Regions from separate parts of the Homo sapiens genome. Here all the other regions are linked to region 2. Evidence: read pairs that join two places in POLR2A ChIA-PET (ENCODE). Cell type or tissue: GM12878. All regions are shown on one strand. Each heading gives the region's core, and the rest is flanking DNA. Links, peaks and the distances in the headings are about the cores only.

Evidence for each region. Peaks named below come from ENCODE experiments on the same cell type or tissue, not always from the same donor. Only the 100,000 strongest peaks of a DNase experiment are listed, where the experiment ranks them.
Region 1: POLR2A ChIA-PET joins it to region 2 with 14 read pairs; 6 of 35 experiments call an interaction of 5 or more read pairs at or near these places.
Region 3: POLR2A ChIA-PET joins it to region 2 with 11 read pairs; 7 of 35 experiments call an interaction of 5 or more read pairs at or near these places.

What each region holds. Positions count from the first base shown.
Region 1 is chr11:96,285,179-96,295,396 of GRCh38, reverse strand. All of the region lies in intron 1 of MAML2 (mastermind like transcriptional coactivator 2), which reads left to right. Among named protein-coding and RNA genes, the nearest start is that of MIR1260B, 51 kb to the left of the region's middle. In GM12878, for the core only: no CTCF peak of the experiment used is centred there; a DNase peak (open chromatin) is centred at 6,306; H3K4me3 peaks cover 574 bases; H3K27ac peaks cover 787 bases.
Region 2 is chr11:96,193,911-96,204,128 of GRCh38, reverse strand. All of the region lies in intron 1 of MAML2 (mastermind like transcriptional coactivator 2), which reads left to right. Among named protein-coding and RNA genes, the nearest start is that of MIR1260B, 140 kb to the left of the region's middle. In GM12878, for the core only: no CTCF peak of the experiment used is centred there; a DNase peak (open chromatin) is centred at 5,983; H3K4me3 peaks cover 703 bases; H3K27ac peaks cover 2,067 bases.
Region 3 is chr11:96,273,608-96,283,825 of GRCh38, reverse strand. The region is part of intron 1 of MAML2 (mastermind like transcriptional coactivator 2); the gene reads left to right. Among named protein-coding and RNA genes, the nearest start is that of MIR1260B, 63 kb to the left of the region's middle. RefSeq lists an enhancer at 4,045-4,104. In GM12878, for the core only: no CTCF peak of the experiment used is centred there; no DNase peak of the experiment used is centred there; H3K27ac peaks cover 1,162 bases.

The DNA of each region.
Region 1 (10,218 bases), core at 1,902-9,901, 91 kb before region 2:
AATGCACTTGGTGTGAATCTGGGCTTACAAATTAATTTGAAAAATGCTAGTTCATTCCTATGTTTCTAAATATAGAAAAGCATTTTAATCCTGACTGTCTGTTTTTATTGAAAGTTTATTTGCCTGTGGTTTTTTTTAATTACTCTTCAAAGCTCCCTTAAGATACCAGTGTTTCCAGAAAAACTCTGACCATTGCAAAAGTGAATTAGTAATAGAAATTAAATGTGCATATTTCAGAGTTAATTTCAAACTAAATGAGACTTTCATTCACCTGGTGTTACCTCAGTGTTGATGTTGTCTGACTAAAGTTTAGCAGAGGCAAGATCATTTGAAAATGTGCTTCTATACCTGGGAGAAATTCCTAAATATGCCTTTATGTTGATGCTGTGGTCATTTTACCAAAGTCAATGTTACTGGCCAAAGAGAACAAAATTAATTTGTATTCAAATACCTTACTTCCTAGTAAATTTTCTTGATGGCTACATGCATGGAACCTTGGAATCAGACAGCCTGGGTCCCCCAATCCCATGCTGCCACTTAGCAGCTTGGTGACAGAGGGCAATTTTCTTAGCCTCCCTGAGCCTCATTTTACTCATTTGTAAAATGAGAATAATAATCATGCTTATTTTATAGTGTTGATAAATTGGGACAGTGTAGAGGATTAAGCATGGTCCCTAGCATAAGTGTTCAATAAATGTTACCTCTTTGTTTATTCCAAAGGTGATTCTGTTCTTATCAAAATTATATGGGAATTATAAGGGGTAAGAATTCGTTACATGTGAAATATTTGTTTACTATACCACTAACAGTGAGCCTCTTGAGAATAGTGATCTCTGCTGTCTCTTTCCTTTGGAACTTCCTGCAGTCCTTGTAACAATTCATACAGAAGCTGCTTGTAGCAAGATGTCAATCATTTAGCTACAACTGGTGAAAATGCGCAAATTTTCACAAAATGGTTATCTGTTTCTTTTTCTTCTACCCCAAGGTCACCATGTGGTCTTGGTTTTATGGGCGACTACATCTTTAGAACTAATTGATGATGTGCATTTTTTACAAAATCAGTAATTTTTTTTTTTTTTACAATGGGTTACCTTTGACATGAGAACATTCTTGTTTCTAAAGGAGAGAAAATTCACAATCCCAGCTGTTTGTAATGTGTTTCTGGAGCCAGCATTGTTTGCAAAAGGAAAATATTTAAGCTTGGCATTTGTCTAAGTTTCCTTTATGATGTACTTATTTTTTAGGGGACAGAACTGCTTTGGGGCAAAGATAATTAAGAACGAACATATCAGTCTTTTGAAGAACGGTTTAAAAATAAAACCTAACTAATGCTGAAAATAATACTTAAAATTCATTGGCCTCTCTCCAGAATAATTTCTGTACTTTGGGCATTCAGCATTTATTTTCCAACTGCAATTGAATAGTCAGCTCTGGCCTGAACAGCCAAGGTTAAATAAAGGGCTAAGAATTATTTAACCAATCACTAGACTATTAGACTCTGGATGTTTGGGCCATTTAGAATTCGCTGGCTCTTTCTAGAGTTTTCTTCCCTGCCTCTCTGCTACATGTATAAAATCTTCAGTCTTTCAGTCTTTATGTGAAACGTTGACCAATCTCTCCAGCCTCTGTGAGTCTGTTTCACTTTAACTTCCTCAGATTGGGCTACCACATGAAAATGGCATAGTATCAAAATGATTATTGTTCTGCATACTGTTTCCGTGGGCTGTTTGGCTGTGTCTCATTTTTTCAGCCTGACATTTTTGAGGGTCCCTACTGCTGGAGTCTTCAAGATTGATATTTTGCTGTTGTTACTGTTGCTATTTCCTTTTAGTTTGCTGTGCTTCAAACTTTCTCTTTTTAGTAAAGTATTTGGTATTTTTATAGTTATCTTAATATGCATCAAAAAAGTTGTATGATTTAACATGCTTCAGATGACCAAAAATGCAACCTTATGCCCTTACTCCCTTTTAGCATATGAAAGACCGAGGAAAATTATTCATTCTGCTGGATGATTTCAAAGATATAACATAATTTTGTAAGATCTGATTACAGTGAATTTTTTTTCATATCTTAGTCTGCCACAGGCTCACACTTATATTGAATAAGTGGATTAAAATGCTCCAAATCTTTACTGTCTCTAACATTCTCAGTGAACTTGGCAGAAACTTTGATTAAGGATGCTTTAATAGTAACAATGTAGATAGTTGGCACATTACAGGGGTAATATCATATCCATTTTCATTAGTGATTCTTTCGAAGAGACACATGGTTGTCCATGACTTTATAGCTGTTGTTTTAAAAATGTATGCATGTCTAAGATGTGGATAACCTTTTCAAGCATAGTCTATGTGATACATTTTTTACTTTCCATTTGAAAGACAGTATACTATTTGAAGACATCAAATGTCAAATAGAAAATCCATAAACAATGATCAACCCATACATCAGATCTTTTTTTTTTTTCTAACTTGAATTGACCTACATATGCCTCTTTTGTGGTCTAGGGCTGCCTTCTGTGAGACAGCTAGACTTTGCTCCCTATTTCTCTCCTTGTTTTTATATCCTACTCTCATAAACTCACACTGTGCTGTTAAAAGAACAGACTTATTCATGAATATGCCTACCATAATGATAGCCATATAGCAATGCCCTGAAAGGAATAAAGGATTAGAAAAAGATTCTATTGTTACTGTAAAGAATAAGCTAGTCTTACAGTATTGCTGTGAATGACTAACCCAGCTAAATGAGTTTTGGACAACAGATAAAAAAGGAACTTTCTACTTAGGAGAGACATGGTAGAGAAGAACAATGGAAAGAGTATGGCCTTTAGGGCCAGGGAGACCTAGGTTTACATAACTGCTTGACTTTAATAATTTTAAGGTTGGGCAAGATGAATTAACTTCTTGGCCTCAGTTTCATCATCTGTAAAATGGGATAATAGCATACACTCCATAGGATTGGTGTTACAATTAAATTAGGAAAAAGTATCTATAGCATTTAGTCTAGCAGCCAAATACATAGTGAGCATTCAATAGATAAAAATTCATTTCCTTCCCTTCACAGAACTCTTCTTTTTATGGAGTCTGCATATTCCTGCTATCCAAAGTGTTATTTTTAAGGCCTCATATAATGCTAAAATGTTATGATTCTGTGATAAAGCCAATTTTTTACTTTGGACCACTTCCATCATATGCTGCTGTATTCAATAGTAAATATGATTACTAGAAGAGGGAGGAACTAACTTAGCTGAGTTCTATCCAAGGATGACAGCAGTAGTTATGTGCTACAAGGTAAAATGGTGTATGACAATAACGTGCAGGAAATCATTTGTTATATGCATTTGCTAAGTTATGAGACAAATTTAGTACTCAGGTATTTCTAAAGATTCCTAAGAATAGCATGATTCCTAATATATGATTGTTCAAATGGAGACTCACATGCTGCATAAAGATATTCCTGTGGAACATGGATCTATGGCAGCAGACAGACAGCCACCCCAGAGTCCAGCCACTCACATTGCAGGGGCTCCTGGGCAAAGGTGATATACATCCAGGAGGCAAGTGATTGTTCTCTACAACCGCAGACATACTTATACCTTCCAAGGAGACCATGGTTGGCAGAGTATTCTATGAATAAAAAGATGATGTATGCATGTGTGTGCGTGCACACACATACTTACACGTGCCCCTTTGTGTGCATATACAATATCACACAAATACACAAAAGAGAAATAAGGCAAGTATAAATTATATCTCCTTCCAAAAAGGATCTGAAGAGGCTTCTGTAAAATAATACCAATACAAGAGAAAATAGAATCTCTAAAATGAGAAGAGAAGAATACACTAAAAGCAGAGTATTATGTCACATGAACTAAGATTTACCTCATCTGGACGTTACTTTTCCTAAAACTCCAACAATATAACTAAGACTATAACTAAGAAGCAGGGAGGAATAAACAAAGGCTTATGAAGGCCGGGCGCAGTGGCTCATGCCTGTAATCCCAGCACTTTGAGAGGCCAAGGTGGGGTGAATCACCTGAGGTCAGGGGTTTGAGACTAGCCTGGCCAACGTGGTGTAACCCTGTTTCTACTAAAAATACAAAAATTAGCCGGGTGAGGTGGTGGGTGCCTGTAGTCCCAGCTACTCAGGAGGCTGAGGCAGGAGAATTGCTTGAACCTGGGAGGCGGAGGTTACAGTGAACCGATATTGCGCCATTGCACTCCAGAGTGAGCAGCAACAGTGAAACTACATCTCAAAAAAAAAAAAAAAAAAAAAAAAAAAGGCTTGTGAAAAACTAACACAGATGTCACATGGCTCTAAGAAAATCCTTTAATTCTATTTTTCAAGTCTTTATTTACCAACTTTTTTTCAAGTTTTTTTGCCTTTAGAAGTTAGACAGATTCACCTCTAGAAAGTACACTGCTACATACAAAAAGTGACAAGCCTGATAAGATGAAGGAGTCAGAAACATTCTAAAATCAAAATAAAATGAAACAGAAAAACCCAACAGCCAAAGACTATGGCACATAGCATTATATACAGAGTGACCTTTGGGAGCCTCACCACTTTACAACACAGTGCCATAATTATTGTTAAGAATGGTAATTCTGAGTTATACAGACAGGAGTTGGATCATGATGAAGATAGTCTTTAAGAAAGTAGGCAGTGAATAATACCATTTCATGAAGGTTTTCATTCTAATTTTCGAAAGTAAGAAAAATTGGTACTTCAAAGGGGAATATCAAATATCTTAAAATTTACTTACATGAAACTGTATCTCATTAGGATTTGTAAGGATTTATAATGCATTTGTGGATTAAGGAGGTAGAATGTGGTTCTGGCAATGTGGATCATATGAGATCTTGAAATCTTGATTGTCTCACCAATCAGTTTGGCTACTCAATGCTTCTGGGCTAGCCTGTCAATTGACCTTCCATGGGAATGAACTATGCTAATTCTCAATCACATAGAAGAAGCAGAATAGAAGCAACACAGTTATTTTAGCAGCAATACTAACATTAGTAGTAGCAGCAGCATCAATTACTATTTAATGAGCCACATTCTCCCCATTGTCTCTTTCAAGCCACCAGGGTACCATTTTGTGCAGTAGAGTGGTAAATCAAGTGGTCTCTACTGGATTGAAAGAGTAACTGTATCTCTGTTAGAGTTCAGCTTATTACCTGGGAGTGAGAGAAGCTTTGGGGAGAATGAAGACCATTAAGTGCCCTCAAGGAGTAAGATATTGCCAAAAGTACCAACATTTCCACATGATTTTATAGGACAAAATAGGCACCAGCCATTAAGAAGAAATTGTCCAAAGATACTCAATGTTCATTCTCTGCCAACGGCTAACAAAGTAATAAAAATACACTGCTTATAAAAAGCAGTGAGAGAAAAGTGAGAGAGCTTAGAGGATCTCTAAGGCCCTTTCTAACTGATTTTCCCTGATTGTAATGATTAATTTAGTTGATATTTATTCCCAGTCCCTTCAAAACATCTTGAGTAGTTTTACATTAAAAAGTGGGCATTTGGTAATCAAAAGACTTTAAAATGATTTTTTTTTAAGAGAGAACATTCTGCCCCTTTGAATGTATGATGTGTATACCCAGTTCACTGAGAATGTTAGGCACACCAATAAATACATGATGCCAAATAAAATACATACTCTAAAAGTAAACGTAATCATACTACTCTATTCTACCTACACTTTGTATTGCACATATTCCCTTAAAACTGTCGCAGGTTAGCTAGGTTTATGAATTTTTATTAATTTAAATAAATACCCAGAGCAAGATGTTTAATGATTATAAACATATCATTTTCTTCTCTTAAATTAGGTGCCTCTAGACTTCTCACAGAATCAAGTTAGGAAAGTTACATTTATAGATGCATTAAAAATCTGGACTCTATTTCAAATCCATCAGCAGTTGCAGGTCACTCATTCATTCGTGAGTTATATGGGATTCTGCAAACATTTATGAAGTGCCTACGAAGATTCTAAGCAATGTTTAAGTATAAGGATCTGTTCCTTGACAATAAGAGTCTGCCTATTGTAGTTAAATTTGTAATCCGGATAATTATATAAAAGCACAGTTATCCTTGAAGACTATATAGACTGAAGAGTTAAATAAAAGTGGTATTACTTAGACTTTGCATAGAGTTCAAAGATTTAACTAAAAATCTGTGGTCTAAACACAATAGTCTTTTTCCCAGTCGTATTTTTAGAAAGCCAAGTTTCAGGTAGAACTAAATGCTTTGATGTCCCTCCAAGTCTTTTTCTATCATTCTGTCATTTCATGACTAAAGTACTAAAATTTAACATAGTTCTCAAAGATGTTTAGAAAATGAAACAGGCTTTACACATACCATGGTCACCTTTCCCCTTTCCCCATGACGGTTTTCTGTCTCTAAGTACACTGCGATAGCCATGTAATTGGAAAAATACAAAATTAATTATCAGAGCATACATATTAAAAATTCAACATGTGCTGGCTTGGCTTATTAGTAGAAAAATTATATTTTTGACTTTAAAGATGTGATTCTGTGTTTAGGTATCATCATTCCAGAATTACCTTAATTTAATGTATAGTAGAAAAACCTTTTGAGTTTCGCCGTGCTTCTGAAAATAATTAAAATTAATTTAAATGTATAATACACAAGTGTTTGAATGCCACATATTTACCAGCTTTATACCTTAATTTAAATTCACATTGGAGGCTAATGAAGAGTCAGAATTAATATTACGTGAATAATAATGGTATTACCATTTGTTGCTTGGCAGTTTGATTTTCATCCTACAGGTCATTTGGAAAATGTGCTTATCTGTTTTTGGTTGTTTTTTTTTTTTTTTTTTTGAGACAGAGTCTCGCTGTTGTCACCCGAGCTGGAGTGCAAGGGCACGATCTTGGCTCACTGCAACCTCCATCTCCCAGGTTCCAGCAATTCTCCTGCCTCGGCCTCCCGAGTAGCTGAGATTACAGGTGCCTGTCATCATGTCCAGCTAATTTTTGTATTTTTAGAAGAGACTGGGTTTCACCATGTTGGCCAGGCTGGTCTCAAACTCCTGACCTCAGGTGATCCACCCGCCTCGACCTCCCATTTATCTGTTTTATACCTTGTTCTAGATAGTAGCCAATTAACATAATCTGCAAAATCAGCAGATATCCAGCTTCAAGTAACAGTTACCCTGATCATGTTAAAAAATATTGTACATTTGCTCTGAGATCTAATTTTTTTCTACTTCTGTTTCTTTTTGCATCAACTATTTCCATATATTGAACAAGGATAGAATATTTCCTGTGGTTTTTCAGGTGGTTTCCAAGATTTGTCATTCAGATTTATAATACCCAACTTAATTATTTCAGTGACATGGTGAAAGTGTATCAGGATACCATTTCGCTTACTCTCAGAGTTTATGTAGGGCCCTTTTGGGATTCAGTGTCTCCGTTCCACTGCACAAAATTGCAAGCAACGTGTATTTAATGATTCAGCTGATAAGCCCTTCCTTTTATGAACTATGAGTTAGTATTAAAATGAAGGGTTGGGATTTCTTAACTTTTTAGCCATTTAATCTTTTAACATGGGATCAAGCAACAGAATGTAGCAGAAGAGTATTATGAAAATGAGAACATTGAAAGATAATGTTGATGCTTGATTCTTTCACTTAATAAGGTGTCTGAGTATTTAATGATTTTGTTTTGTAGTTCAATTACCGTAGAACAATCTACTTAACGCTAGATTGTCTGTCGGGACCATGATGATTCTCAAATAAATATTGTATTTACCAATTCTACTCTTAATTTTTTTAAAACTAAAGACAAGACAAAAAAGTAGATGTCTCTATAATACATTTATATGAAATTAAATTTTCTTAGTTTATTTTTGCTTTAGAATGCCAGTTGTAATCAAAGGACCATTGGCAAGACACTGGCCATTAGTAAGGCATCAAACTTTGAGCTTTGCTTTACTTTAAAAAAGTTATACCATGCAAGGATAGAAGTAGACATAGGCATTCACATAATCCCCTGTACATCCTCCAGAGGGGTTTTGTCAGATGAATTTCCCCCAAAGGGCCTCTTAGTTACCATCAGCTTCTCTTTGGGACATATATATTTCTGACTGTGGTCATTTGTTAAGGAGAAGTTTAGCAGACGTTATTAATCAAATACATTTAAGAGAGCTATTGCTTTTCACTTTCTCCCATGATGTAATGCTCTTATAATAACAGGTTTTGTGGGGTCCTCTTTATACAACTATCTGATGACAATATTCTTCATTCTTGTAAGCTCAGTTAACATCTTTTCACTTCCCATCTGATAAGTGCTAGCTGCTGATTTTTTTGCTCAGTATCTCCATTTATATCAATTTATTTTCATCTCTAGAGCAGCGCATCAGGCTGCTCTCTCGTGAATATATTGTTACTTTTTTCTGGCACTGGAATATACAACTATCCATGACAGCAAAATTTGAGGGCCATATTGAGATCACCGGCTGATATGGTGACCATGTAAATATAAGTTTAAATTGCTTAGTTCCACGTTAGAATAGTTTAATCAATTTCTGTCCCAGAAACTGGATATGAAACAGGTTAGATGAGGAAGCTTATATGGAAAAAAATTATCTTTCATCCTCTCCACATATACATTTTTCCTGAGACTAGGTCATATGTATATTCATTTTGTACACATTGGGGAATTGGCATAGTAATTTATTCAACAAACATTAATTAGCACCTTACTTTGTGACAAATCTGTAAAAAAAAAAAAAAAAGATAAAAAGAATGATAATAGCTAGAATTTATTGAAAACCCACTATATGCAAGATTCTAGGCCCTTCTTATATACTAATACTAACAGTTTAAGAACTTAAATCTCTTTTTCCCCTAGTGGGATTCTTATTCCTTTCTTTTTCTTCAATGTTTGAGTTCAGGGGTACATGTGCAGAATGTGCAAGTTTGTTACATAGGTAAACATGTGCCATGGTGGTTTGCTGCACAGATCAACCCACCACCTAGGTATTAAACCTGGCATCCATTAGTTATTCTTCCTGATGCTCTCCCTCCCCCTGCTCCCTCCGACAGGACTGACTCTGTGTTGTTCCCCGCAATGTGTTCATGTGTTCTCGTCATTCAGCTCCCACTTATAAGTGAGAAAATGCAGTGCTTGGTTTTCTGTTCCTGCGTTAGTTTGCTGAGGATAACAGCTTCCAGCTCCATCCATGTCCCGGCAAAGGAAATGATCTTATTCCTTTTTATGGCTGTATAGTATTCCATGGTGAATATGTACCACATTTTCTTTATCCAGTCTACCATTGATGGGCATTTGGGTTAATTCCATGTCTTTGCTATTGTGAATAGTGCTGCAATGAACATACGCATGCATGTATCTTTATAATAGAATGATCTATATTCCTTTGGGTATATACCCAGTAACGGGATTGCTGGGTCAAATGGTATTTCAGCTTCTAGAACTTTGAAGAATTGCCACACTCTCTTCCACAATGGTTGAACTAATTTACATTCTCACCAACAGCATAGAAGCATTCCTTTTTCTTTGCAACCTCACCAGCATCTGTTGTTTCTTGACTTTTTAATAATAGCCATTCTGACTGGCATGAGATGGTATCTCATTGTGGTTCTGATTTGCATTTCTCTAATGATCAGTGATGTTGAGCTTTTTTTCATATGTGTTTTGGCCCCCTGAATGTCTTCATCTGAGGAGTGTCTGTTCGTGTTGTTTGCCTACTTTTTAATGGGGTTGTTTGGGGTTTTTTTCTTGCAAATTTAAGTTCCTTGTAGACTCTGGATATTAGACCTTTGTCAGATGGATAGATTGCAAAAATTGTCTTCCATTCTGTAGGTTGTCTATTCACTCTGATGATAGTTTCTTTTGCTGCACGGAAGCTCTTTAGTTTAATTAGATCCCATTTGTCAATTTTTGCTTTTTTTGCAATTGCTTCCGGTGTTTTCCTATGAAATCTTTGCCTGCACCTATATCCTGAATGGTATTGCCTAGATTTTCTTCTAAGGTGTTTAAAGTTTGGGATTTTACATTTAAGTCTTTAATCCATCTTACTTTTTGTGTAAGTTTGAAGGAAGGGGTCCAGTTTCAATTTTCTGCACATGGCTAGCCAGTTCGTGGGATTCATATTCTAAGTAAGGGAACAAGCACAAAGGCAAATATTTACAATAGGTGCTACAGTAGAAATATGAGTAGACGT
Region 2 (10,218 bases), core at 1,303-9,302:
CCTGCCCCACAGGACTCTCTCTCCTCAGTTCCAGAAACCTCTCCCTCCCTCAGTCCTTCAGGCCTAGGGATGCTGACAGCATCTCTGTAGTTAGCCCTGGGTTCCCGCTGTATCCCTGGAGATTCCCCCACACCCTATTTACACCTGGATAATTAGTCCTTAACCCCTTCATGAATTATCCTAAGTCAAGTGCACCATCTATTTCCTGTGAGAGCACTCACTAATACAGTAGATTAGAAAGGAGAAAGATTTCTGTTTAAAATGTGTTTTTGCACTCATATTATTGAGAATAACCGCACTGAATTTTTTGAAAACATTTAACAAATAGATCCTTGGGTAGGCTAAATATTTTCATGCATGGCTGACCTGCACTGATTCACTCATTCCAAAGTATGTTACAGATTCATTTCCGTTTCTACACCATATATGTATTTTGCATTTGAATTAGTAAGTATGTTCATGTTTGGTCATTTGTGTTTAAGTGTATTTCTCTGTGACTTGCGACTTCTTGCATTAGAATATAAGTGCCTCAAGAGAAAGGATACTATGTTTTTCTTTTACTTTTTTTTGTAAAGGCTTGCTCCTAGCAGCTTGCCGGCTGACTTATATCTAAAAAAACTAAATAAAATTTGTTAATTATGAATACAGCTTAATAAATGTACAGCCAGATCTGACAACAAACATTTTGCACATTTTTAAGGCATAATCTGATAGGACTTGTTGCATTCTTTTCCAGAGCCAGCAATTCTTAAGGAAGTGAAATACCTAGTCAATTGGTGTATTCATGGTGCAATTATTTGAAAAATCATTAAAATATCTGTTCTTTAGAGAATGTTAAACATATTAATTCAGGTAATTGTCCAGATATGCTGTGCCTTTGTCACTGATGTGTAAACACCATGAAGTCAGCAACTTTTTCTGTTTTGCATATGTCTGAATGCCCAGTGCCTAAAACACAGCCTGGCATCTATAAGGTATTCAATAGGTATTTGTTGATTAAATGAATATATGGAGGCTTGGTTATATTATTGTAGCCTGATATGTTACATTTGCAATTGCTGTGCTGTCATTCATAAATGATTTTAAAAGGCAATTTAGATTCCTTTTTTTCAACATATTTATTGCCTTGTTACTGTGTTCAAAACTTTACTAGGTGTTTCCTTTGGGAGCTCACATTCTATAGGTAAAAAATATCATCTGAGGCTAGACGTGATGGCTCATACCTGTAATCTGAGCACTTTGGGAGGCCGAGGCGGATAGATCACCTGAGGTCAGCAATTCGAGACCAGCCTGGCCAACGTGGTGAAACCCTGTCTCTACCAAAAATACAAAATTAGCCAGGCGTGGTGGCATGTGCCTGTAATCCCAGCTACTCGGGAGGCTAAGGACAGGAGAATCGCTTGAACCCGGGAGGTGGAGGTTGCAGTGAGCCAAGATCGTGCCATTGCACTCCAGCCTGGGTGACAAGAGCGAAAATCCGTTTCAAAAAAAAAAAAAAATTTCATCTGGAACACAGCATAGTTACTTAATGGATCCTATCTCTATGGCTTTTCTTTCACATCACATCTTTACCCAAAGCAAGCTTTACTAACCTTCATTCTCCTAATCCCTGATTTTTGCAGGCTTTGAAGAATTATATTGAAGCAATTAGCACTTTCCTAACGCATTCCTGATCCTACCTGGGATTCCATAACTGGTGACCATGCTTTGCCTTTCATGTAGACTTGGTTACTCCAATAAAACTGCTGAAACATAATCAATTTTTTTTTTTTTTTTTTGAGATGGAGTCTTGCTCTGTCACCCAGGCTGGAGTGCAGTGGTGAGATCTCGGCTCGCTGCAATCTCCACCTCCCGGGTTCACACCATTCTCCTGCCTCAGCCTCCTGAGTAGCTGGGACTACAGGCGCCCGCCACCACCCCCGGCTAATTTTTTTTTTTTTTTTTTTTTTTTGTATTTTTAGTAGAGACAGGGTTTCACCGTGTTAGCCAGGATAGTCTTGATCTCCTGACCTCATGATGCGCCTGCCTCGGCCTCCCAAAGTGCTGGGATTACAGGCGCGAGCCACCATGCCCGGCCGAAACATAATCAATTCTTACATGATTTTTTCTACTTCATCCACAATGGTAGAAAATAGACTCTTTTTCCTCCTGTGTGTGATTAACATGAGGCCTTCATGGTACTATACTTCCATTAGAGACTTTTTTTTTTTGAGATGGAGTCTCTCTCTGTCGCTCAGGCTGGAGTGTGGTGGCATGATATTGGCTCACTGCAACCTCCACCTCCCAGGTTCACGCCACTCTCCTGCCTCAGCCTCACAAGTAGCTGGGACTACAGGTGCCCGCCACCACGCTGGGCTAATTTTTTGTATTTTTAGTAGAGACGGGGTTTCACCGTGTTAGCCAGGATGGTCTCGATCTCCTGACCTCGTGATCCGCCTGCCTTGGCCTCCCAAAGTGCTGGGATTACAGGCATGAGCCACCACACCCCGCCCCATTTGAGACTTTTAAAATCCTTTTCTTAGGTCTTCATATGACTCCACTTGGTCTAAGCTTTTATACTCATAGACATTTTGATATATTCACAAATCCTTTTACTTTTTTGTCTACAAATAGGTCCTTGATATAAGCCATTCATGTGGAATAGTCCTAGTGGTCTCAGAATTTGAAACATATTGAACAAAACTCCAAACTAAGCGTAATTGTTTCTTAATCTAAATAGACTTCTAAAGCACCCAGAGCCTATGATGGAATTGTACATGGCAAAATGCTGTTATAATTGGGGAGGGAACGGTCCTTTTAGGCAATTAAACATCCTTCTCTTCTTCCCTTTCCTCCTCCCCTTACTCTCTCCTACTCTTTCTCCTTTTCTTCTTGAATACCCAGAGATTCACTTCCCTTTGTAAATATTTGAGTCTACATAGTAGAAATGTTTTATAGATCTATCCATCAAGTAGGTTCAAGTAATTATGGTAAGTAGTTATATGGAACTACCTAAATATCTATTGCTCTGATCTGTCCATGAAGATCCCTTACAATGTATTTCAGATTTCGTGGCCTAAGTAAATGAGACTTTTTTTTCTTTTTTATTAAAAAACAGAAGCTTTTTTTTCCCCCAAGAGTTAAATGTCATTGTAATCTTATGAAATATTGCTTTCAAAACATAAAACCAAAGAAATTCAGAAATAAAGCTTATCATCCTGGTTGTTTTTGTTATATAGAATTGTCTTTACTATTTTTCCCCTCTCATTGTCACCTCTTGGTTCATGGTATGTGATTAAGAGATGGTACCATTGCCCTCTGATTGCCTTGCTTCTGGTGCTCCCTCTCCTGAAGTGGCCCTTTTTAGTCAGATCCTTAAAGCTATTTCAACATTTCTCCACCCGTATCCCCCCACCACCCTCCACCAAATACACATGCTTTGCACTATTACAGATGTTAACTTGTCAAAGTCCAGAAGCTCCTGAGAAGTCAGCAGGAAGACATGGTGGATTGAGGCATAGCCATGACCTGAAGGAAATAATTAAAATGCAGGAGGGTTGCTGTGAGGGACACACTAACTTAGTACATCTTTCTCTGATGAAATCTGTCAGGCTCTTAGTTTACCAAATGTGGGAACTTTTGTGCTTGTTTTGCTCTTAGGCACAGGATAGGTCCCAGGAGAGATTCCATTCATTCCTCAAAGAGAAACAGAAGAAAAAGAATGAAGTCTCACTAATAGCTTGTTAGAAGAATTGTGTTTACTCTGAGATCTGACTCAAGAAATGGACATGGAATCTCAGCAAATCCAAGCTACAGATGATATCTGTTTTGCAGCTGGGCCATGCAGAGCTCAGCCATGGCTTCTCCTGACCAAGGGATGTTAAAGTTATCTAGAACATTAAGAGTGTTAATGAGTATATACAGAGAGACTAATTGTGAGCAAAATCATTAATTAGGGTCATGTTTACATTTTTATTGTGGCTAATCTTTCATCTGTTCGGACTAAGGTTCTTACTGTGTTCCAAAGGTGATAATAATATAACTAAATTCCTCTGATACTAAAGTAGTCACACTTTTATTTCTTAATTTACCTGAGTTGATTCCTGGCCACCCTCCCCCTCCTTATCACACTAGAGATAATTTTCAGTAATGTTTTCTTTATGCTGTTAAGTGATTCCCTTCCCAGTGGAGCGAGAAGGTGAATGTACTTAATGAAATGATTGATCTGCATTTTGGCATTCGTCCAAATTGATAAAATATAGAGGGACTTTTCCATTCATTATTTTGTTCATCATTTATAGAAAATGCGGAAACTTTTGGGTAGGTTTGGCTTTCTGCCAATTAATGTTGTCACTGTTTTCCTCTGATGCATATTCACATGAGTCAACAGAAACCTTTTCGACTAAGCAGAGTTAGATTTAGCGAGACTGCGTACATCACGGTATTTATTGGATGTGGAAACCTAAAATAGGAGGGGCGTGGTAAAACCTCAGACAGAAGTACTGACAAAGAGTTTCCCCAAACAATAGAACCGCCATAGCCCGCACACATTCCCAGGACACATTCTACAGAATGGACAAAGAAATACTCATCTGTGTCATCACTTGCTCAAAAAAAAAAAAAAAATTATCTGAAACATGGAAGGTATATCAATCAGATTTGCATTTGGCTGTGAGTGATAGAAAATGCAAAATAATAGTAGGTTAAAATACATAAATTTTTTTTCTGTCTCTTGTAAAAGAAGTCCCAGAGTAGGTAAACCAGGAGGGAGACACTTAACAGTATCAGGGATCCACGTTCCGTCTCTTCTGCGGTTCTGCCCACCTTATCATGGGGCTTCCCTGTCACGGACAAGATGGCTGCTAGTGGTCCAGCTGGGAAGAAGGAGAAAATACCTGCAGCAACAGCAACAAGGACTACCCCTCTCTTTTTTTTTTTTTTTTTTTTTTTTTTGAGACGGAGGCTTGCTCTGTTGCCCAGGCTGGAGTGCAGTGGCGCCATTTTGGCCCACTGCAAACTCTGCCTCCCAAGTTCAAGCAATTCTCCATCTCAGCCTCCTAAGTAGCTGGGATTACAGGCGCCCGCCAGCATGCCCGGCTAATTTTTTTGTATTTTTATTAGAGATGGGGTTTCAGCATCTTGGCCAGGCTGGTCTTGAACTCCTGACCTTGTGATCCGCCTGCCTCGGCCTCCCAAAGTGCTGGGATTACAGACGTGAGCCACCGCACCCAGCCAGGACTACCCCTCTCTTTAAGGACCCTTCCCAGAAGTCACACACGATACTTCCAGGTAAATCTTAGTCACTCTGTCACCCCTAGCTGCTAGAGTGGCTGGAAAATGTAGCCCTTATTTTGGGTGGTTATGTGACCAGCCAAAAGTAAGGGATGGTACGACTCATGAAGAAGGGAAGAAGGGATATTGTTCCTCCTTCCGGAACTTTGCCAGTGTTCTCACCTTTTCCCGGAAGCCTAATCATCTCTCCGTGGGCAGTGACAGACTCTCTACTCTGTCTGTTCACAGAATACCTGGGGTAGGTTTTTCAGTTTCAGGAGCCACACTACAAAATAGATACATGTGAACCAGTAAATTCAAGAGTAAATTACCAGAATGGTTGTGAGGACTGGGACCCTCCATCTACCCCCATGATGATTACAAAACTTGAATGGACCATATCATCTGAGGAACAAATGAGGGAACTGGTGATGTTTAGCTGGGAATTTCTGTATGCCTTTCTCAGAAAAGACATAGGGAGGACATATCTGACTCAGAATGTTTGACAAGCGATTCTGTGTGTTCCTAGCTGGTAGAATTAGAACATGCCCCAAATCAGTGAGCCTAACTTCAGGCAACACGTAAAGGAGCATTTTCTGTTTCTCACAGCAGTCCTGAGGTCCAATAAGCTATCTCTGGGGAAAGCAAACTCACTGTCATCAAAGGGATTGAAGCAGTGTCTTTAGGGTCAATTGATAGCCTTCTAACATGTCTTCCTGGCTCTAGTCTTAAGACCTATCCAGACCATTCTCCATATCCCCATTGGTGATCTTTTTAAATGCAAAAGAGAACATATCACTTCCCAGTTTAATCCTTTTCAATGGTTTTCCATTGTCTGCCAATCTCTCAGTTCCTCTTGACCTGGTGTTTACTTACTCATTGCAAGTTTCTAGATAAAATTTTCACTTCCTCAAATATGTCAAATCTCTCTCCTGTCCAGAACTTTGATTATGTTGTTCCCTCTTTTAGAACACTCTCCTCCATCCTTACTTTTACACTTCACCTGGCTGAGTCCTACACATCCAGAATCATTACTTCCCCTCTGAAGTCTTCACTTCTATCCCCTCAGAGGAGGGATTCTTATGACTTCTGGTACCTCCCTTGGCCCAGCACTTAATATAATTGCTGCAATTGCTTATTTAATGATGTGCCTGTTGAGCTAGACTGTAAGCTCCCAGTAGGTAGGGTCTGGTATCCTCACACACTGCACACTTCCTGGCACATAGTAGGTGACTGATCATAATGTTGAACATGGTAGAAGGTAATCAGGCATCAGCTGAAGGGAGATACAGGTTAAGGATGAGAGAGAAGCAATAAAGATACGAGAAATGAGAAATGGAAAACAAATAAGAGATTTTCTTTTGCCCTAGTCCCCCTTATATTTTTTCTGGAGTGGCAGGATTGAAGCATGTGAAACAATTGCTTCTCTGGCTACTTGGATTGCCTCCCAGCCCCCAAAGAGTCAGAGCAACTGTTACAGTGGAATTTGAAATACTAGCTATGTTAATGGAGGTCAGTATTACTAAGGCTGGATTTACAGCTACAAAAAAGTGACCCAGATTTATTTTCTATTACTCAAAATTAGTTATGTCGAAGGAGGAGCAAGGGGCTTCTTGGTCTATAGACTATTGCTAATGTGTCTCTGGACATAAATCTTCTTTGGTTTTCATTATCTATTCTGGAGAAAGCAATGGTGACTCTGAGTAAGTGGGGCAGCAATTCAGGTCTTTACCACACCACATGCAGCATTTGTACAGGAGTAGCTTTGGCCTCCCAGACCTTAGTGACCTGGGCAGGCCACCCATCTCTGCCTTTTCTTGGAGTGATTTTTACAGGCACAGAGTAAACTCCTGCCCTCAAATACCTACTGCCATTTGCTTCCTGATGCTTAACATTCCACATTTATAGAAAAGGCCTCAAATATAAGGACCACAATAATAACACGTGATTTAAATTCACATAGAGATGTACTGGCTCCTATTGAAAAAAAAAAAAAAAAGCCGAGGGTGGTTGGGGGAGAACCATTGGACTATAGAAGGTATAGGTGGGGAGAACAAAAAAAGAATGGTTTGAAACAGAAAAGACTATGAATTCTAAGCAGGCTGAAAAGATAGAGAATAAAATACATTTAATTTATAATTTTGCTTAGCCTTATTTACCCTAGACATTACAGACAGAAGTGATTTCTTGTTTAGGGTTTAAGGGGCAGCCGAGAAGTAATACAGACCTAAGGAGTGAACCTCCTGCTACCAGCATGGGGAGGGGGCATCCCCTGTTATTCACTAGAGCTACTGTGGTATTCTCCAGCCTGGTATTGCCCGTAAATGGGCAAGACACACAGCTTTGCATTTGCATTATTTCTGATTGACTTCAATGGTCAATCCCTGCATGTGATTTTTTTACACGTCTCCTTTTCTGTATCCACGGATCATCAGAAAGTCGATATCCAGGAAAACAAGATAGCATTTCCCCAAGAGGAGGGGTTTTATGTTCATGCAGCCCAAAACAGTGGTCACTTTGAAAAAGGTTTTTTAAGCCGAGTCCTTGTCTGAAGCTGACTGAAAATGACAAACCTTTCCTAAAATGAAAATCACCGAAGCAACTGGGATGAACTATTTATCTTCCTGATCACTGCAAGGAAACACACGAACAATGATCTCATTGTATCCTCCATTTTGATTTTTAAAGGCATGCATTCACTAATAATGTGTGTAGAAAACATTAATTAACAATAGTCACTTTTACTTACATTTACTCTCTAACAATGTAATTGTTAGTTTACTTTTTTAAATGTTCAGTTTCTTCATCTTTGTTGCAGATATGTATCTATGCAAGGAAATGATACATTTTAAAATGTATAGATAATCAGAGAGGTTTAATTCTCTTGACATATACAATAACAGTGTTTCAATTCTATAAACACAACCCACTGGTACTATTAACCTACTTGCTTTAGGGATTAAGGGAGAGAGAGAACATTAACTCTTTTGTGACTTACTGTAAATCAGCACGAGAGGAAAAAATGGTGGAACATGTCGTTTTTGCTACATGGATAGTAGTTTGGTAGTCACAGTATAATTTTCTCATAAACTGCTAATAGCCCATTTGCAAGTAAACAGATCTGGCCCTTGCCTTTTGACCAAGTCTAAAAGACTTTACAATTATATGCACACAGGTCGTCCATTCTATGGAGGTATAAGTCCTAGTTGGTTACCTGGTGCAAGTTTCACCTTGCTTCTTTTGGATCATAGTATATCATGCCTCACTCTTTTTCTGCTTTCTGCCTGTATGTTTCGTAGCAGAGATTGAGTCAATATTTTCTTGGTGAAACAGACACCCAGAAGGCACAGAGAATTTATATTTAGTTTTCTGAGTTTTTGAACTGATGAAAGAATCACATTTGTCTTCCTCTGTATTTTTCTGGATGGATGAAGAACTCTGCAATCCCTGGGTTCTTGATGGAAGTTCTTCCTCTGAGCTTTCCTCCTTCAGCCACTTATCCCCTTTGGGTGCTCTTGGGAAAATATTCTTACCCCACACTGAAGCTCCCCAGTACTATCAAGCAGTGAATTTAGGTGTTCCTGTAAACATGGGTAAAATCTAGGAGAGCACTGTGGCTTAATGTGTAGATTCATAGGGCTTTGCAGAGAGTGACACTGTTTTTCTTTTCTTTTCTTTTCTTTTTAATTTGAATGCATGAATATTCAGTAGGATGACTTGTGGTTCTATCAGAGGTCAAGTCAATAGGAGAAAGAAAGCCTATGACTGAGGTAAAATGTGAAGTAGAAAGACTTGGTTTATATAACTTAGATGTCTATACTGTTCAAAATGCTTAGCTCTTCTAATTTCATTTGCCCTCATAGACACAGTCAGAAAAACAAGTTCAAGATGTGAATATTTTTAATCTGTTTTCCAAGCATATGTATCAAAGAATGGTATCTATTGTCATTAAGAATTTTTAAGCCTTTCATTCTAAATATAAAGCCTCACCTATTTGACAGTGTTCCTTTAAATGTCAGAGAAGCTGGAGAGGTTGAGGGGCAGGGAGGGATCATGAATTGAACCTCAGAAGGATTTTAATGCTTTCCCTTCGGTGGTGCCTTTTCTTCCTGAGAATAAAGAAAGGGAAAGGAGCCAGTGGACTCAGCCCTATAGCAACATTTTTCCCCAAGGAATTTTGTATTTAGTTCTTGTGCCTTTGGCTAATAAAGAAGAGGCACATTTAGCTCCTGTGAACAAAAGAAGGCAACATTTCAAAATGTGGTTATTTTGCTTGTAGATTTTCTAGATTTTATCTCATCCAACTCAGGTTGTAAACTAAAGAGAATAAATTATTTAATCCAACAAATTTATTCTTTCCCTGCAGTAAACTGTTTTGCATAAAGGAGGCTTGTTTTTTGCTCAGACAAAATGAAACAGGAAATTATCTAGCAGATTCAAACAGAGGAGAGAGTCACTCTACAAAATTTGAGCCCCTAGCTACTTCCTTTTCCAAATTATCTGGAGAGTTCTCTAAACACTCACCTTTACTTTATTCATATGTAAGCTTCAACTATGTATACACAGTATTGCCAGTTCAGACACTGGGACTGAAGTGACCCATTAATTGAATAGCCCGACCTGTCTAGTTAATCACCACTTCCCACTCCCCAGACTGCCCACCCCAGCCTCCAGTTCAATTGACCATTTGTTTGCATGAATGTATTGAACTGACCACCTGGCCAGCTATTAGAGTCTCGGCCTTTCTTTTATTTCTGCAACTATAATTTTTTGTTTCTTATTTTGAGGCCAGTTCTAGATCGTTTACCATTTGACGGATAGGCCTATGCTTTGTCTCATTGAGTTCCACTTAGACAAACAGTAAGAAGGACATAAAAAGGATGCTTGGATCTTGATAGTAGGAGATTGGGATCCTCTCCACTCTGGGCACTCTCCCCTCTGCAGACACTGCTACAGTGAGAAGTAAAA
Region 3 (10,218 bases), core at 651-8,650, 80 kb before region 2:
AAATAACCACTTTTATAAAGCAGAGGTAAATCAGCAAGTAGAGAGGAAGAGGTCGAAAATGTAAAAGAAAGCAGGAGTGAATCACTAGCATATAATAGCTCAATGAGGAATGATCAGCGACCCTTGTGAATCCAGCTGGACTTCAGAACGTAGAGGACAAATGTTGGTTGGTCTAGTGGGTTCATGACTTAATGTGTTCCTCTTCTCTTTAAATTGTAGGCCCCAGATACATTTCTCACATGTTTAAAGATTTCTCCAGTTAGATACTTCAACTAAGAAATTTTTAGTTCTTCAAGGCAAAAGGAATCATTCATTAGTGTTTATTTTCACTTTTGGAGAAAAAGATTGTAGCACACAAAGCCTGCATTTTGTTTTTGTTGGTATAATGGCATCTCATGGTTTCTTGATATTCTTCTATTTCCCATGTCAAGTGTTCTAATAAACGTTGTAGAAAACAGTATTAAACTCACACATCTACAAAAAAATGTGCTAAAGAGTGAGTGCCCTTACTTAATTTCTGGTTAATAAACTAATGTGAGATTAAAATAGACAAGGAGAACTGTAATTGCATTTTTGGTGTGGACAGCAAGGTCTGTAGAGAGCACAAAGTTTAACAGGTCTGCAGTGAATGAAAAAGAAAAACCCCCACACCTTGACAGTTAACATCACTTTAGTTTATGGCTTGTTTAGTTTTAAATTTTATAAGTGATCAAAAGTTAAAGTTTGTGGATTACACGATCTTTCATTCGCCCTTGTTGATGGATTGGTTCCTGCTTTCCTGAGTTTTTAATGGAAACAATTATATCATATAAGAAACTATCTCACTTGTTTCTATTCCCTGGCATCATATATGGAAAAATACAGCAGTTAGTTGAATTGTCTGCTAGAAAGTGGCCTTTAAAGGAAAATATAAGTGGAAGAAAATTTGCAAGTGTGTACATTAAGGTTGAAGTGAAAAGGGGAAGGGAGAAGGAGGAGGATGACTGAGGTCACATTCCAATTTTTGAAGATTATTTGCTAATGTTCATGAAGGAAGTTACAGTTGCCTCTGAAATGTAGTACAAATTTTTTGAGGTCATTTAAACTTGTATTATAAAATTCAACATGATTAGAGATTGTAGGGAAATCATATCTGACCTTGGCTATATTGTCAAAACAGAATTTTCTATCTAATTTGAATCAAGAAACCTCACTTTTTCCTGTGCAATTGAAGTGAGTATTTCTGGCAAAAAGTATGTCTTCTAATCTAACAGTAAGATGGAGAGATAATTTAAACAAACAGCTTCAAGATAAAACTAAAAAATTAGAAAAATTGCCGCAGATTTCAATTCTGCTTTGATTTTGAAGACCTGGAGAGTGGACATCAGCATACTTTGTTCTACTCAGTAGCTATATTCTTGAAAAGTTGTATCTGAAACCAAGTTCCTTACTGAAAAATAATTTAAATCCACTCAAATTGCTTGAGCTAAAAGAATTTCATTGTGACTCTTCTTGTACAGTGAAGAATGCCTTCATAATGATCATGCCAAGTACATACATGCAGTCATTATTATTATTATTATTATTATTTTTTTTTTGAGATGGAGTCTTGCTCTGTCGCCCAGGTTGGAGTGCAGTGACTTGATCTCCGCTCACTAAAAGCTCCGTCTCCCGGGTTCACGCCATTCTCCTGCCTCAGCCTCCCGAGTAGCTTGGACTACAGGGGCCCGCCACCACGCCCAGCTAATTTTTTGTATTTTTAGTAGAGATGGGGTTTCACCATGTTAGCCAGGATAGTCTCAATCTCCTGACCTCGTGATCCGCCTGCCTCGGCCTCCCAAAGTGCTGGGATTACAGGCATGAGCCACCGCGCCTGGCCTACAGTCATTATTTTTCAAGTTCTGATTTATTTGTGATGGTAGTTTGTTTGCTCAGTAGATCAGGTCTTTTTTGTTTTTGTTGTTTTTTGTTTTGTTTTGAGACAGGTCTTGCTCTGCCACCCACGCTGGAGTACAGTGGCACAATCAGAGCCCACTGTAGCTTTGACCTCCCTGGCTCCAGTGATCCTCCCACTTCTGCCTCCTGAGTAGCTGGGATTACAGGTGCATGCTGCCACATCCAGCAAATTTTTAATTTTTTTGTAGAGGTGGGATTTTGCCATGTTGCCCATACTGATCAGTAAGTCTTAAACTGGTGATCCCCTCTACTTCATTGCAAAACTCATTGATATCCCCAAAAATCAAAGGCATATTTTAATATTTCTCAAAACCAGGGCTGCTAACTCAGCTGACAAACAGGGAAAAAAACTATTATTCCTTTTCCCTCAACCAGTGCCTCCCACTACCCTGCCCAGACCCCAGGGATTCCTGGGCAGATACCACTGTGGGCTACCCTAGCCAGCCTTTTGCAGCCCCATTCCTGCTTGCTTCCCCACACCTCCCCAGCCAGAGCAGACCTGGACCCCAACAGAAATATTCACCCCTAGCGGCAACACTAGCACTCTCTTGGACAAATGTTTAGTGATCTATCCATCACCTGCCACCAGACCCCACTTCCCTTCCATCAGTGGCTATTCTCTGTTGACTGACTCTTCCCTGGAATCACCTTCACATGGTGATTTGTGGGAATTACAGCTCCCATGTTCTTCTGGGTTGTTAAATATTTTGAATATTACCCCCATACATACACTTTTTATGATAATCAGCTTGAATGTTCAGTCTTTTGATACATTTTAAAAGAAAATTCTTAAGTACACATGATTTGAAAACTTGCAAATAATGCATTAATTTGCATTTTAATATTAATGATGCTTAATGTACTCACTACATTGGAAAATACTGTTACAAGTTTTATTAGTTCATTCATCTGAGAGTTAAACTGATATACATATACATTGTTCTTACTTTGTATCAAAGATATGCAAAATACTTGAGTACAGAAGTAATGATGAAGTACCTACCCCTCTGGGAGCTTATAGCTTAAAATGGGATATATATGAGATAAATGAGAAAGGTTTATACCACAGAATAACATTATGTAAATCAATTTAACCAAATAACAACACCAGAGGGAAAGGACTTTTAGCTACCACTCATCATTATGTCCCAATATAATGTTCCAGTTCATGTTGCAAATAGGGCAGCACCCTGGCTATTGTGTGGTAGTCTGTAAGTAGTGAAATAGCTGTGGGGTAAGGCAGTGAGTCTTTCACCTTAGGGAGGGTGCGAGCCCAGACCCACTTGACCATCTATCACAAATCTTGCTGAAGTTCTAAGATCCCTTTCAACTACAAATTTTCATGCTTCCATAGAATCATCCCTGACCTCAGGAAAAAATACAAAAATGGAACAAACAAAACAGAATAGTAAAACCTGAAGTAAGAAAAAAAGAAATGAATTTGACATTGTACAGATCAGGAGAAAGAAAGTTCATTAACAGTTTCAAGATCCCTGCGTTTTCACCCAGCAGGAAACAAATTACCATGAGTTAAGGTGGGGAAATTACTGGCAATTCATTGCCTTCTTTTAAAGACTTTAAAAAAAAATGAGTAAATAATTTTAGACTATTACCCCCTTTCCATGAGAGATACACAGCTAGTTAAACTGCCATGCATATTAATTTTTTGTTTTCATTTTATTCCACCTACCAACTACACAGTGTCTGCTTTCCAAAATTAGTTTGAAAGCCAATGACCTGTGTTTGAACTGGGTGAAATAGCATAGCAGTTCACACCTGGAATAAAAGAATGATTGTGTGTGAGTCTGTTAATGGCTGTGTAGAGCTATATCTCTATATGGAGCTATATAAAAATATATTTTATACATGCCAGATTCATTTAGACTTGAATTGACCCTGTGGTAAAGCAGCAGGAATAAAATATTTTTTTGATAAAGCACTCACTCAAATAGAGAAATGAGCTCTTGCAGTTACCATTTAATCTGTGACTTCTTTTTGAGATGCAGAAAAACTCCATTATAAAGTGCTCAGTTCATCCAGGGACACAGACACACTGTGGGTTATAACACACCCTCATCTGCATGGTGAGGTACATGAGTCAGCTGCTCTTCTCTCAGGAGGGTGGCTTTAAAGCTCCACAGTCATGCATGCTGCCAATTCCAGATTGTCCAAACCTGTAGGTTAGCAAGGACACAGGTGAGCCATAGGTATGACATGTTCATAAAAAGAAAAATATATTTTAATACAAAACATGTCAGGGGAGTGGAGAGTGTCAAATTGAGGACAGGAGAGACCTAGATTCAATGCCATAGTTCTTGGCTAATCTCTGAGAAGCTTGTTAGTCACCCTCTTTCTCCTTCCCTTACTCTCCTGTATCTTCCCTTACATACTGCATAGTCCCTTGTAATTTACAAGACATAAAATACTTCCTTTGTTCATCTGTATACTGAATGTAAGAATGAACAAAAGGTCATCATAAGGACAGCCTGTGAGTTTATGCACTGCATACTGCAAATGACCCACTCCAGCAATGGGAAGACACCCCTAACATTGCTTCTCTCCTTATAACGAAAATATTATTCATCATCAGCTTTAAAATGGATCTTCTCACTCTGTGCAGTCTCCGTGGTAACGTCCCATAAGCCCAGGGTTTTAAGACCTTTCTCCTGTGCTCTAAGCCTACATATCTAACTGCCTAATGGCCTTTCCACTTGAATGACACATCATTCAGTTTCAGTGTCCTAAACTGAAGTTTCAACTCCAAGTCTGTTTTTTTCTCTTGTAGTCTTCATGTCAGTCAATCAGTCTTTTATCCTAACCAGAAATATGTGAGTTCTCATGGATTCCTCCCTCTCACTCACTTTTCAGTTCTATAATCACCCAGTTCCTACATTGTTTGCATCTTAAATATCTCTTCTAGTCCTCCCTTCTCCTTTATACCCACTGCCACTGCCACAATGTTAGCTCCTTCAGATCTCATATTTTCTCACTTTTATTGCTATAGACATACCCCCCGCAGTTATCCTACCTCTAGGCAAATCCCTTCCAAAATGCAGCTGCCAGTGTGATCTTTGTAAAATGCTTTTATGATAAAGTTCAAACTCATTAGCAAAGCACACAAAGACCTTTGTGATGTGGTATTGCTGAATTAAACTACTGGCAGCCCTAGAAAGGTAAAGTGTATTTGATGCTTCTGTGCTGTTCCCTTAGCCCAGAAAGCCCTTCCAGTTTCTGTTTAGTAAAGTCCTATTCATCTTTCACTACTCAATGAGTCATAAGTAATCCCATTAGGAAAGCCTGTGTGATCTACCTCCTCCCTAATTTGCCAGCTTGAGTTTGCTTCACCCCTTCATAATACTCAGTCAATCATAATGTCTTATAATCCATCATAGCACCTCACACAATGAACTCCAATGTCTGGTTTGTTGGGATGTCCGCCTTACTACATTGTAAGCTTCTTAAGGGTAGAAACCAGTTCTGATAGGCTTAGGGCAGTGACCACCAACAGAAAAAGTACTTGGTAAATGTCTAACACAATCTGTTTTACTTTTTCCAGAGCACGAGGCATGCATGAAAGAGATTAATTTACTCCACATGGGAAGTTACTACCCAGGCTTACCAAAAGGTCAGGTTTATATAAAGTGGCGTTCCTTTTTTTCCCCCTTAGTAAGACATTAAAAAAAGAAACCACAATTGAAAAGCCAAGAGCTATCTGTGATACGGAATATGAACACAGAATCAGATTCTCATAGCAGCTAAGCTGTTCCCCAGGCAGTGGTTCTCAAGGTGTGCTTCCAAGAACAGCAGCAGCAGCGGCATCACACATGCAAATTACTGGACTCTGCCCCAGATCCACAGAATTGGAGACTGGGGATGGGGCTTAGCATTCTGTTTTAACAAGTCCTCCAGATGATTCTGTTGTGTATCTAGCTTGAGAATCACTGCCCTGGAGAATGGAAAAAAAAAAAAAAAAGTTCCCACAGAAGGGTTTTAGCAGTTCTAGAGCACCTACTATGTGCCAGGCCATTTATTTTGTTTACCTTATTAACTTTTTCAGGATACTAAATTAGTACTTCAGGATTTAATTCTTCTAAGATATCTTTTATTCCATTTTAAATTATTTTAGAAAGTTCTAATTTTTTTTTTTTTTTTTTTTTGAGGCAGAGTGTCTGTTGCCCAGGCTGGAGTGCAGTGGCATGATCTCGGCTCACTGCAACCACAAGCGATTCTCCTGCCTCAGCCTCCCAGATAGCTGGGATTACAGGCGCTTGCTACCACGCCCTGCTAATTTTTGTATTTTTAGCAGAGACGGTGTTTCACCATGTTGGCCAGGCTGGTCTCAAACTCCTGATCTCAGGTGATCCACCTGCCTCGGCCCTCCCAAAGAGCTGGGATTACAGGCGTGAGCCACCGCGCCTGGACAGTAAGTTCTAATATTTGATAGTAGAATACAGTGATTGTACTTAGCAACAATATTTTGTATATTTCAAAGTAATGGAAGAGAAGACATGAAGTGATACCCACAGATACAAATGGTAAATACTCGAGGTGACAGATACCCCAAATACCCTGACTTGATCATCTCTCATTCTGTGCGTGTAACAAACACTCATGCATCTCATAAAGATGTAAAATATTATGTATCAATAAAAGAAAAAAAAATCGAGATACAGAAGTCCTAAGTTTGCTATAGTTCCTGGCCTGGTAAAAATGGTGTATCCTCTACATGCCTTTTCTCAACACATTCCGTGGGTGACTCCTCTCTTTTTTATACTGAGTATGGCACTGAACTGACACTTTAAATATATTGCCTTGTATCATAAATATCTGAGCTTATCTTTCATGCTGTGAGTTTTTACAGAGCATGAATCCTGCTCTGTGTACAGAGGCCTGCCGCACTCGGCTTTAGATAGTACCTTGCACGTATGAGCTAAACACTTGATAAATATCAGTGGGATGAGTGCATAAATCTTACAATATTTATCATAGTACTATCCAGATTTAGGTTTCCTTTAGGTTTCCACTATAACTGCACAGAGCAAGGATTAAAAGCTTTTTTTTTTTTTTTTTTTTTGGGTCTGAGAAGCTATGGAGAGGAGGAAATGGGAGAAATAATTATGAAAATGGGGAGCTAACCACATTTTTTTCCTCTTCTGTTTTTTAGTAGCCTTTTCGCAAGCCACTTCGACCTGATTGGTGTTTTAAAGGCACAGACATTGCCATTTCAATGTGTGGATCCATTTAACTACGTGGATCCAAAAAGCTAGTTCTTATGCTCTGCCTCAATTATAAAATCTTCTTTGGCCTAAACTTGGCCTTGGAACTATGGTTGTCGGTACAGGCTGGCATGACCCTAAGGTGTCACTCTCAGCTTTTGAGGGTGCTCTGTTCAAAGACAGACAAGGACTTTTCTTTCCTTAAATGCGGTCCTCTGTGACTTTGCTGTTTTAGATTTTAGGATTAAGTTTAAAATGTGTTGGGCACTGACAAGGATAAGAAATTGTTCTTCCTGTCCTCTCTATAGGCAGAAAACCATCTTTTCCAAGAGAGAGAGATGGCAAGGGTGTAACAGCACAGTTCAGAGTTATCAGTCAGCAAGAGTGAATGTGCATAGCCTTCCTCTCAGTAAAGTGGATCCATTTGAAGGAGAAAAAGGAAACAAAAGTCTCTGACATTATATTATTCTGTCAGTTACTGCTTTCTCTAGAAGTAGAGAATGGACCAGGAAACCGGTAGCTGCTTTGATATTATTTTACCTTTTTCCTTTCTTGAGAATTATAGATTCTGTACCTGTTTTCATGGACATGAGATAGCAAAATCCCCTCAGGCACAAGCATGTGAGGGAAAACTGATTTCCCTGCTATCTTCCTGGCTAGAACATTCTTACTTAGCCTACTCACCATGCTAGACATTTTCCAGTCGTTCTAAAACCCTCTTGATGAAGGAATGTAAGTTCCTGGAGCTTGGAAGTAGGACCTTCTATGGGTTAAAATATTTAGCTCTTACCCATAGTGAAGAGCTAACGACATTGATGATATGGCTAATTATAATAGATATAATTAGGTAGGTAAGTTAAAACAGACATAGAGACCAGCTGAAGAGTCTTTATTTTTATTGATTTGTAGGATAAGGAAATATTTTTATATGTGCTATTATTTCTATGGTAGGAATGTTTAACTTAGGGAAAATTAATGGAAAAACAAAGCTTTCTACACTTCTCAAGTGTCCTGCTTCAGGCAGTTTTACCTACAACAGCACTGATGTTGAATTTCACTTTAAGTTGTCACATGGTCTGAGTTGTACAAAAAGAAAGAAAAATTCTGGCCGGGTGTGGTGGCTCATGCCTGTAATCCCAGCACTTTGGGAGGTCAAGGCGGGTGGATCACGAGGTCAGGAGACCAAGACCATCCTGGCTAACACGGCCATCTCTACTAAAAATACAAAAATTAGCTAGGCGTAGTGGCGGGTGCCTATAGTCCCAGCTACTCGGGAGGCTGAGGCAGAAGAATGGTGTGAACTCAGGAGGCAGAGCTTGCAGTGAGCAGAGATCACGCCACTGCACTCCAGCCTGGGTGACAGAGCGAGACTCTGTCTCAAAAAAAAAAAAAAAAAAAAAAAAAATTCCTTAGTGTTTGGATAAAGAAGAAAATGCAAAAGTTAGGATATGTTTAAGAACTCATTCATTAATTATATTTTTAGCCATTATTCTAAAGGGATCTGGGCACAAAGGTTATTCTCTGCAGCATTTTTATTATAGCAGAAAGGGGCAAGTAACCTAAATGTCCACCCATAGGGAATTTATTAAATATATTATGATACATCTATACAATGGAATATTATGCAGCCATTAAAATTGAGATACAATACATATACATTAACATGGAATTAGTGCAACAATAAATTAAGTGAATAAGTAGACTTTAAAATATGTATAAATGAGCCCATTTATGTGAAATTATACATATCTAATATGCACATATATACATTGAGATTCATGACAAGTTCATCAAACTATTTACAGTAGTGATCTCTAGGGTATTAGATTCAGGTGATATTTATTTTCTTCTTAGACCTTTTAGCAATATTTGAATATTTACAAAAAGAATGCATTTTTTTCCAAATTAAACATCTAATCCAGATATAAAAGAGTTAGACATATGAGCTATATAGCTCATGAGCAGCATCTGTTTCAACTTATGTTTTATTTTTCCAATGCAATTCCACATTGCTAGCCTTTTCATTAGTAATAGTTTAATTAATTAATAGGTTTAACTAAACCTATAATTAAACATTAATTAATACCTAATTTAATATTTCTGGTTTTTAAAGTTTTCATAATAGAAATAACTACATAATTCATAAGGAATAAGGACAAATAAAAGAAATACTCTAAAACTTTATAGTTAACAGAGAAACAAAAATACAACAACAGGAAAGCTATAGTAGAGAGAAAGAGACGTGTAAAGATGTCTATAAAGAAAAAGATGAGAAATCCTTTATAAAAGTAGGGGCCAGGTGCGGTGGCTCACGCCTGTATTCCCAGTACTTTGGAAGGCCGAGGTGGGCCGATCACAAGGTCAGGAGATCGAGACCATCCTGGCTAACACGTGAAACCCCGTCTCTACTAAAAATACAAAAAAATTAGCAGGGCGTGGTAGCGGGCTCCTGTGGTCCCAGCTAGCAGAAAGGCTCACGCAGGAAAATGGCGTGAACCCGCGAGGCGGAGCTTGCAGTGAGCCAAGATGGCGCCGCTGCACTCCAGCCTGAGCTACAGAGCGAGACTCCTTCTAAAAAAAAAAAAAAAAAAAAAAAAGGAAAAGGAAAAAGAAAAAGAAACAAGAAAAAGAACTAGGAATAAATGAAAATACCAAGAGAGACTGCAACTAAGAAAGGAGACAGGATAACAGGATGATACTATCTTATAATGAATGGGAATTACATGTTGTAAAAATGTAAAAATAAGGATTTGACCCCTGCAACAATCCAAAGAGTTTAGTAAATGAAAAGTTTTAAATCTCCATTTGATATATGAAAAATGAAGGCCTGGGAAAGGCAAGCATCTTGCCTTATATCACAAATTTGATATGGAGGCTGGCTATCTCCTTACTTGTTATATACCAGGCATCCTACAAATTGTCTTATTTAAATCTCAATAATTTAGGGAGTATCACCCCCATTTTGCAGATGAGAAAACTGAGTCCCACAGTCATAAAATAGCTTGCCCTAAGTCACATAACTACTACATAGACTAAACTGGACTCTAACTTAGGTCCCTTATTCATA